Regions from separate parts of the Homo sapiens genome. Here region 2 is linked to region 1. A link is a contact called in ENCODE Hi-C data. All regions are on one chromosome and are shown on one strand. The core of a region is the stretch at or near the end of the contact, and the rest is flanking DNA. Distances in the headings are between cores, read along the strand shown.

Region 1 (3,668 bases), core at 604-3,103:
CCAGGAGCAGTTAATACAGCAAACTAAATTATTTCTGTAACAGCGGGACTTCTCAGTCTTTGATAAGCTAATGAGCATCTCCAAGAAAGGGAGACAGCACCGTTGACAAACCCATTTGGCCTTGAAACCCTCTTTTAGGAGAGGCGGCTCCTGAGCCAGGGGTCCTGACTCACCCACCCTTTTAATGCAAACAGCGCTGGACTGCAAGTCTGGGTTCCAATCTTACTCTGGCTGTTCCCAAGAGCAGGCTCTGGGTCCCCATCTGTAAGAAGGGGTGGGGTTCACCTTAACATTCCACCATGGTCGTGGAACTCCTAATGCAAACAGATATGGGGGAGGGTGGAGATGAGGGGGGCGGCAGAAGCCTGTGAGGAAGGCTGGGAAGAGACTTGTGTCACGGAGAGGCCAGGACAGTTAGTGTGTGTTTGGCACTGGCCTGCAAAAACCTTAAGGACAAAGGCGGAGTAGGTAGAGGCAAGAGGAGACTCCACAAGTGTAAGGGTACAACCCACCGGCTTCTCCTATCGGTCCCCACCTCGGCGGATGGGCCCCACCCCAAGACAACCGAGCACAGAGAGACCGGCTGGGAGGAGCTTCGCAGGATGCCAGCACAATCCCCAGCTAAAACCAAACTCGTCGCTCATCCTGGGACCAGCCAAGGCCTGTCCTCAGCTCCGCCCGCGGCCCAGCGCCTGCGTTTTACAGCACCGGAGGCTGGATGAGGGGCCAGGGAAGGGAGTGCTCTTCCGACCACGGGGCGGGAGGGAAGGGGGCAGCCAGAAGCCTGGTTCCAATTTGGGAGCCTCCCCCGGATCTGCGCGGCCCCTGTCCACGTCTTAGTCTCAGCAGGGAAGGGAAGAGGAACCGCGAGGTTTCGCCTCGGGGCGGCTCGTCTGCGAGTGTGTGTCAGCCCCTCGGATCGCAGCCTGCGCTTGTCCCGGGAGACGGCGCGTCCGGCGCGGCGGTCGGGATTCTGGGCTGGGATTCTGGGCGGCGGCGGCGCTGCCGTCGGGCGGGAGCTGAGCGTCAGGGTTCCCGGGCGCGGGCGACAGTGGAAACGCTGGAGGGCAGGGAGAGGGTGCCAGGGCGCACCCGCGCGGGGCGGCGGCGGGGGAAGGGATTAAGGAGGCTGGTCTCCGGGGATTCCCCCGCCCCGATCGGGGCCGCGGCGGGCGCGGGCGGCCTCACGCCACCTCCTGCTTGCCCTGGCAGCGACGCCCGCAGCCATAGAGCGCCGAAAGCAGGTAGAGGCCGTGGCAGACGCCGCCGCAGACGGCGGCCGCCAGGAAGGCGTGGTAGGCGCAGGGGAGCGGGTAATCCTTGAGGTTGCAGTAGCTGTGGCGCTGCATCTGGTCGCTCATGATGCCGGTGGCGGCGCCGTAGAGCGCGGCCGCCAGCACATCGTGCGCCACGTTGACCATGAGCCAGCGCGAGCCCAGCACGGGGACCAGCTCGTGCTTGCCCAGCAGCGTGAGGAAGTAGAGGCCCAGGGTGAGCAGCCAGAAGAGCACGGACACGAAGAGCGCGAAGTGCACGGGGCCCTGGTACTTGCTGGTGGCGATAGTGATCCAGAAGGCAGCGCCGGCCAGCAGCTGCAGCAGCCGCAACACGCCCAGCGGGCTGCGCAGGAAGGGCCGCTGCAGGCGCACCGCGCCGCGGGCCGCACGCGCCTGGGGCGGCGGCTGGCGCGGGGGCGGCGGGAGCATGGCCCCTGGGCGCGGTGGCGGCGGCGGCGGCGCCCCGAGCAGCGGAATGGCGGCGCCTTGCTCGCGGGGGCAGCACGGCCCAGGTGCCCGCTGCGCCCGCCGCGGCCTCCTCGCCTTGCTCCCCTCTTAGTCCTCTCTTCCTCTCCTCCTTTCCCCACCCTTCCTCTCCTCTCTCCTCCCCTCGGCCCTCCTCGCCTTCTGTCTCCAGCTCTCCACCCTTCCCACCCGCCCCTTTCCCTTCCCCTTCCCCTCGGCTGTCTCCTCCCCCGCGCGCTCCTCCCGGCTTCCTGCCATCTCTCTTTCCATCTCGCTCACCACCCTGGCGCCCCCCTTTCCCCTCTGCGCCAGGCCCCCAGCTCGGATTCCTTCGTCCTCGGGCCAGGGCAGGGCGCATCTCCCAGCCCGACGCGGGCCTTCCGCCCTGTCCGCCCGTGCGCTGCTGCGCCAAGTTTGCCACATCTGGGGCCGCCCCTGCCCGCCCTGCCTCCTCCTTTTCCCTCTTTCCTGCCATAGCGCCCACCCCGGGCCTCTGGGCTCTTCCTGGGCGCGGGAGGAGAGCAGTGCTGGTTTTGAACTGGCATCCACTGTCACCTGGACATCCGCAGTCTCCTGCCAGGGCCCGCCTCGTCCTGTCCAAAGCTGTCCGAGTTACCCATGTCGGAGTAAGAGTCCATCACCCACCAGAGGCACCGCCACTCGTTCCACTCGGCACAAGCTTATTGTCCACACCCTCTTTTATCCAACCCTTCCTTGCCATCCTTCTGTCTTGCCCACATTCAAAATACGCTACCTAACATGGCTGGGACACAAACCCAGGGCCAAGAGGAAGCAAAGCCCACGGACTTAACTACTAGGCCGAACTGCCTGTGATGGAGGCTAACGATGCTTTACATTATTATTATTCCGTGCCACCGCTTTACCTGAGTTCTCATTTAACCCTCAAAACAACCACAGAGATACACGCAACTCCCCTCATTTTGCTGAGGAGGAATGAAGCCTACCTGGGTTCAGACCAGGAAGCTGGTAACTACCACCAGTCTCTCTTCTCTCCTTCATGCTCAACCTTTGTGCCCATGGCATCTTTCTTTTTTCTTTTTCCTTTTTTTTGTGGGGGGGGGGGTGGGGGGCGGTGGGGTAGAGTACTGTTCTGTCGTCCAGGTTGGAGGGCAGTGGAGCAATCTCTGCTCACTGCAACCTCCGCCTCCCGGCCTCAAGTGATTCTCCTGCCTCGGTCTCCCAAGTAGCTGGGACTACAGTCGCGAGTGCCACCACACCCAGCTAATTTTTGTATTTTTTTTAGTAGAGACAGGGCTTTGCCATGTTGGCCAGGCTGGTCTCGAGCTCCTGACCTCAAGTGATCTGTCCCCCTTGGCTCCCAAAGTGCTGGGATTACAGGCGTGAACCACCAAGCCAGGTCATGACATCTTTCTAAAAGACAGACCTGATGTTTGTTACACTGCTTCCCCTACTGAGACAGGACAGAAGCTGTCTCTTCTGTGTGGCCTATTTCACAATTTGTCCCCAACCAATTTCCAACTTCCTGGCTTGCCACTTCCTTCCCTGTCCCATGCTGTCACCCAGCATACAACCCACTAATCCTTTCCAAATTTCCCAAGTAAGCTCAGAATGCCCTCATTCCCACACCCCACTTGACAGCAAAACTCCTATTTATCCTTCAAGGCTCAGTTTAAATGCTGCTTCCTTTTGGTCCAGCCTCTGAGGCTGCTCTTCTAGGCCCCCAGTTGGACCATCCCTCTGCAGCAGTGTTGAGTCGGCTACATCATAACTATTGGATATCATGTCTTATCCATCTTTGCCTGTGCCTGGCTCATAGGAGACCCTGAGTAAAATACGTGGAGCAGATGACTGAGTGGCTGCAGGGGCAGCAATGGAACTGAGGGTGCCCCTCTTACCCTGGGGACAGTGCATGCCTCAGACCTACAGCTGACCCCACGCTGCAGA
Region 2 (3,662 bases), core at 896-3,395, 140 kb after region 1:
CTTGCTGAAGGTCTGTGTGTCTATTGGCAGCACTCCAGAACTGGCATAGCAGCATGACTCACCTGCCTGGCACCAGCCAACCATAGGCACATGCCCTTGGGGGAGGGAGAAGTGGGATTCCTAGAGATCCAGGGATGCTTGCCCCAGCCAGGGCTCATTCCAAGCTCTTTCCTGACCTCATCCCTTCTTCCCTTGGGGTCTTGACCCTTCCTTCCTCCTCACCCCTCATTCAGTCACACTCCTTTTTTTGAATGGCATCTACCTCCAACCTGATTTATCTCCTCCCCTCCATTCCTGCTAGGGCCAGCCTTTTCCAACAAGTCCTTCTCAGGGCCATCAGAGCTGCTTTCCTAAAATAGGTCAGATGACACCAATCTCCCTCACTCAATAACATTTAGTGGCTCCTCACTGCCCACAGAATAAATATCTTTTACATGGCCCTCTCTGGCTTGTGTCTTTCCAGCCTTAGCCCCTACTACCAGACTTTATCAAGACAGCCACGCTTTCACTCATGGAAACTTCAGCTCCTGCATTTCCTGAGGCTGGAATACCCTCCACCATCCTGGACTCCACTGAGTCCCCTTGAAGGCCCAGCTCAGGTATCCTCCTGTCCACAGAGGAGTCCCCTTTTTTTTTTTTTTGAGACGGAGTCTCCCTCTGTCACCCAGGCTGAAGTGCAGTGGTGCGATCTCGGCTTACTGCAACCTCCGCCTCCCAGGTTCAAGCAATTCTCCTGCCTCAGCCTCCTGAGTAGCTGGGATTACAGGTGCCTGACACCATTCCTGGCTAATTGTATTTTTAGTAGAGACAGGATTTCACCATGTTGGCCAGGTGAGTCTCGAACTCTTGACTTCAAGTGATCTGCCCACCTCGGATCTCAGATCTCAAAATGCTGGGATTACAGGCTTGAGCCACTGCACCTGGCCCTGTCCACAGAGGAGTCCTTGAAGGCCCTCAGAACAATTCATGAGCCCCTTGTGTTCCTCCACTTCTGATTCACACCTCTATTTAGTCATTTCTTCCCTTTGCCTTGTTTCTTAGTTGACTATGAAACCAACAAATGGGCTAAAATGAATCCTGGGTTGGTAAAAAGAAGGCAGGGTCTGACCCTTATTGGTCCACCCATTTCTACAGCTCTGGGCTCTTGGCAGAGCCAACACTAGATGAAGTATTAGTTTAAATAAAGTGAAGAGTAGGGGCCGGGCATGGTGGCTCATACCTGTAATCCCAGTACTTTGGGAGGCCAAGGTGGGTGGATCATCTGAGGCCAGGAGTTTGAGACCAGCCTGACCAACAGAGTGAAACCCCATCTCTACTAAAAATACAAAAATTAGCCAGGCATGGTGGTGCATGCCTGTAATCCCAGCTACTCGGGAGGCTGAGGCAGGAGAATCGCTTGAACCCAGGAGGCGGAGGTTGCAGTGAGTCAAGATCATGCATTGCACTCCAGCCTGGGCAACAGAGGGAGACCCCGTCTCAAAAAAAAAAATGCAGAATAGGACAAGCCAGCACCCCCTGCCACCGCTCCACTTCCTTATCCCAGAGAAAATGCAATTGCCCAGAACACCACACGCCAAAGGACTCCCCAAGGGTGGCCAGCAGGCTGGCAAAATCCATGCTTCATTTCCCAGCATCCCTTCCTCACTCTCTTCTTCACTGGCCAAATACTGGAGTTTCCCCTGCCCCAGCCTCCCACTCAGTCACTGGGGCATCACAGGGCCACACATTCCTGAAAGTCCCAGGCAGCACCCAGCTGTCTGCTTTGTACAGCCCACTGTCTCTCAAGGCCCAGGAGGGTGAGCAGTCTTAGGAAGCCCAGCCCAGCTCCCCATCTCACTGACTTAATTTTGAAGGCTGAAGCCTCAGTCTTCTGCTGCCAGCAATACCCCCTGCCAGTAATACCCTGGGACAGGAATGAGGCCCAACTGGGCCCCTGGGGACATCTGCCCCCCTCCCCACCACAGGTGTAGCAGACAGGATCTCCCTCCCCTTGACAGCAGAACTGGATCTCCTCAGACCCCCTTGGGCACCTCCACCCCTGCTCGCACCTCATTCTCCTCCTCCTGTGCCAGCCGCTGCTCGATGAGCGCTGTGGCCCTCTGCACCGCCTCGGAGTCCTCCATGGTGCCGTCCATAACCGCCTCTGCAGGCCACAGGGCCTCGGGGGCTTTATAGGCCAGAGCACCCACCCCTGCCCAGCTGGGCGCCTTTGCCATGAGCTCACTGGCCCAATTCTCCACCTGCCTCCCCCACCTGTCACCTTCACCTCGGGCAGCCCCAGGGAGCAGGGGGAGCCAGGGCCAGGGAGCAGAGCCAGTTGCCCCCCCAACTCCTGGCCTATTAGAGCCGGAGGGCACTGTGTCCCAAGAGCAGGGGTGCAGGAAGGAGCCCGTCCAGCCTCTGTCCTGAGCACTTGGGACTGGTTGGGCCTTAGCCAAGGCAACTGAGTTGCAAAAGGGAACTGCTGGCTGCATGCTCCAGCCCAGATGACAGTGCCACCTGCTGGATGCCTGGAAACCCTGCTCAGCCAGCTCCAGGAAGAGGGCCTGAAAACCAAACGGGGGACCCAGGACAGTTCTGTACTCCCAGGCTGTCCTGCAGACAGGCCCTGCTGGCTGTGAGGAGGGTCACACTCTACTTGTCCAGGCCAGGGCCGTGGTAGCAGGAAGGGCAGCTGTCTCCCTCTCTGATCACAGCTCACGCTGGCCTTCGGCTCTCCGGGGTCCCACATGCTTCCCCGTTAAGCATCACTGCATTTGGCTGGGTGACTTTTAGTCATGAACAAACCTTATCCAATCTGTCTCCTCTCTTGGTAAGTGCTCAGGGGACCTCTGCAGGGCTTACAGAGTCTTGCTTCAAGAAAGGGGTCTCCGGAAAGCACTAAGCCCAGCTAGCGAGGAACAGCAGCTACTCTGGATCCTTCTACCCTCCCAGGGTTTCCCTGTCAGGCCCAGACAGTGCCAGACTTCCCTGGCCAGGAGGCTGCCCATGCTCACTAAGAAGGAAAAATACTCCCAAGTGGAGCAAAAGCAGATCTGTACTTGCTCAGTTCCACACCTGGAACTCGCATGCTGGAGCTCTGAGTCACTGTGACCCAGGTTAATCTGCTAGGGAACTGCAGACACCCAGCCCTGTGCTTCTGTAAGGCTCACCTGGCTGGTGGCTGCCCTTAGCTAAACAGCCTTATATAAGATTCCCTTCTCTTCAGATATGCATGCATTCCCCTAGGAAGCATGAGGAACCGGTTCCTTTTCCTTTCTGGTTCCCTTGCTGGGAAGCTGACACAAACCTCTGACACACGATCTAAATCTGTCAGAGATTTTGCTTTAACATCACGATGGCTACAGCGTCTCCAGGGCCGGAAGTTAGCCCCTCTTGCTGCAGGAGCAGACCACCTTCCTGAGGTGCTGTCTTCGCCTTGCAAGCACTTTCACATCTGTCTTCCTGCTTAATCCTCCCAGCAACTGATGGAGGAGGCAGGGCAGGCAGCATGGCTCTGCTTTAAAGAAAAGCAAAGAGTGGCTTTTCCTGAGGACTCATGAGGACACCAGGGGAGCTGGGATCAGGGCCCAGAAGACTGGCAGTTCCAGGCTCACTCTGCTGGAGATTGCATGCCCAGAGCAGCTGGGGAGGCCAGGCATCCACCTGTTCCCATACCAGAA

Evidence for each region. A loop is a pair of places that touch in the nucleus more often than their neighbours do. Pooled maps may share reads with other maps.
Region 2: a loop to region 1 is called in a pooled map, with 2.7 times the contacts of the local background. The contact joins the promoter of ANKRD2 here to the promoter of MARVELD1 in region 1. A Hi-C loop is called at or near these places in 2 of 168 maps with a recorded cell type or tissue (body of pancreas and pancreas) and 6 of 50 pooled maps.

The regions. Positions count from the first base shown.
Region 1 is chr10:97,711,915-97,715,582 of GRCh38, reverse strand. MARVELD1 (MARVEL domain containing 1) reads right to left here and starts at 1,853. Exons shown (of 2, transcript NM_031484.4): 1 at 1-1,853. The coding sequence starts at 1,706. The coding sequence ends at 1,185. RefSeq lists a silencer at 962-1,181 and an enhancer at 1,492-1,541.
Region 2 is chr10:97,571,262-97,574,923 of GRCh38, reverse strand. ANKRD2 (ankyrin repeat domain 2) reads right to left here and starts at 2,145. Exons shown (of 9, transcript NM_001346793.2): 1 at 2,049-2,145. The coding sequence starts at 2,135. RefSeq lists a silencer at 1-192.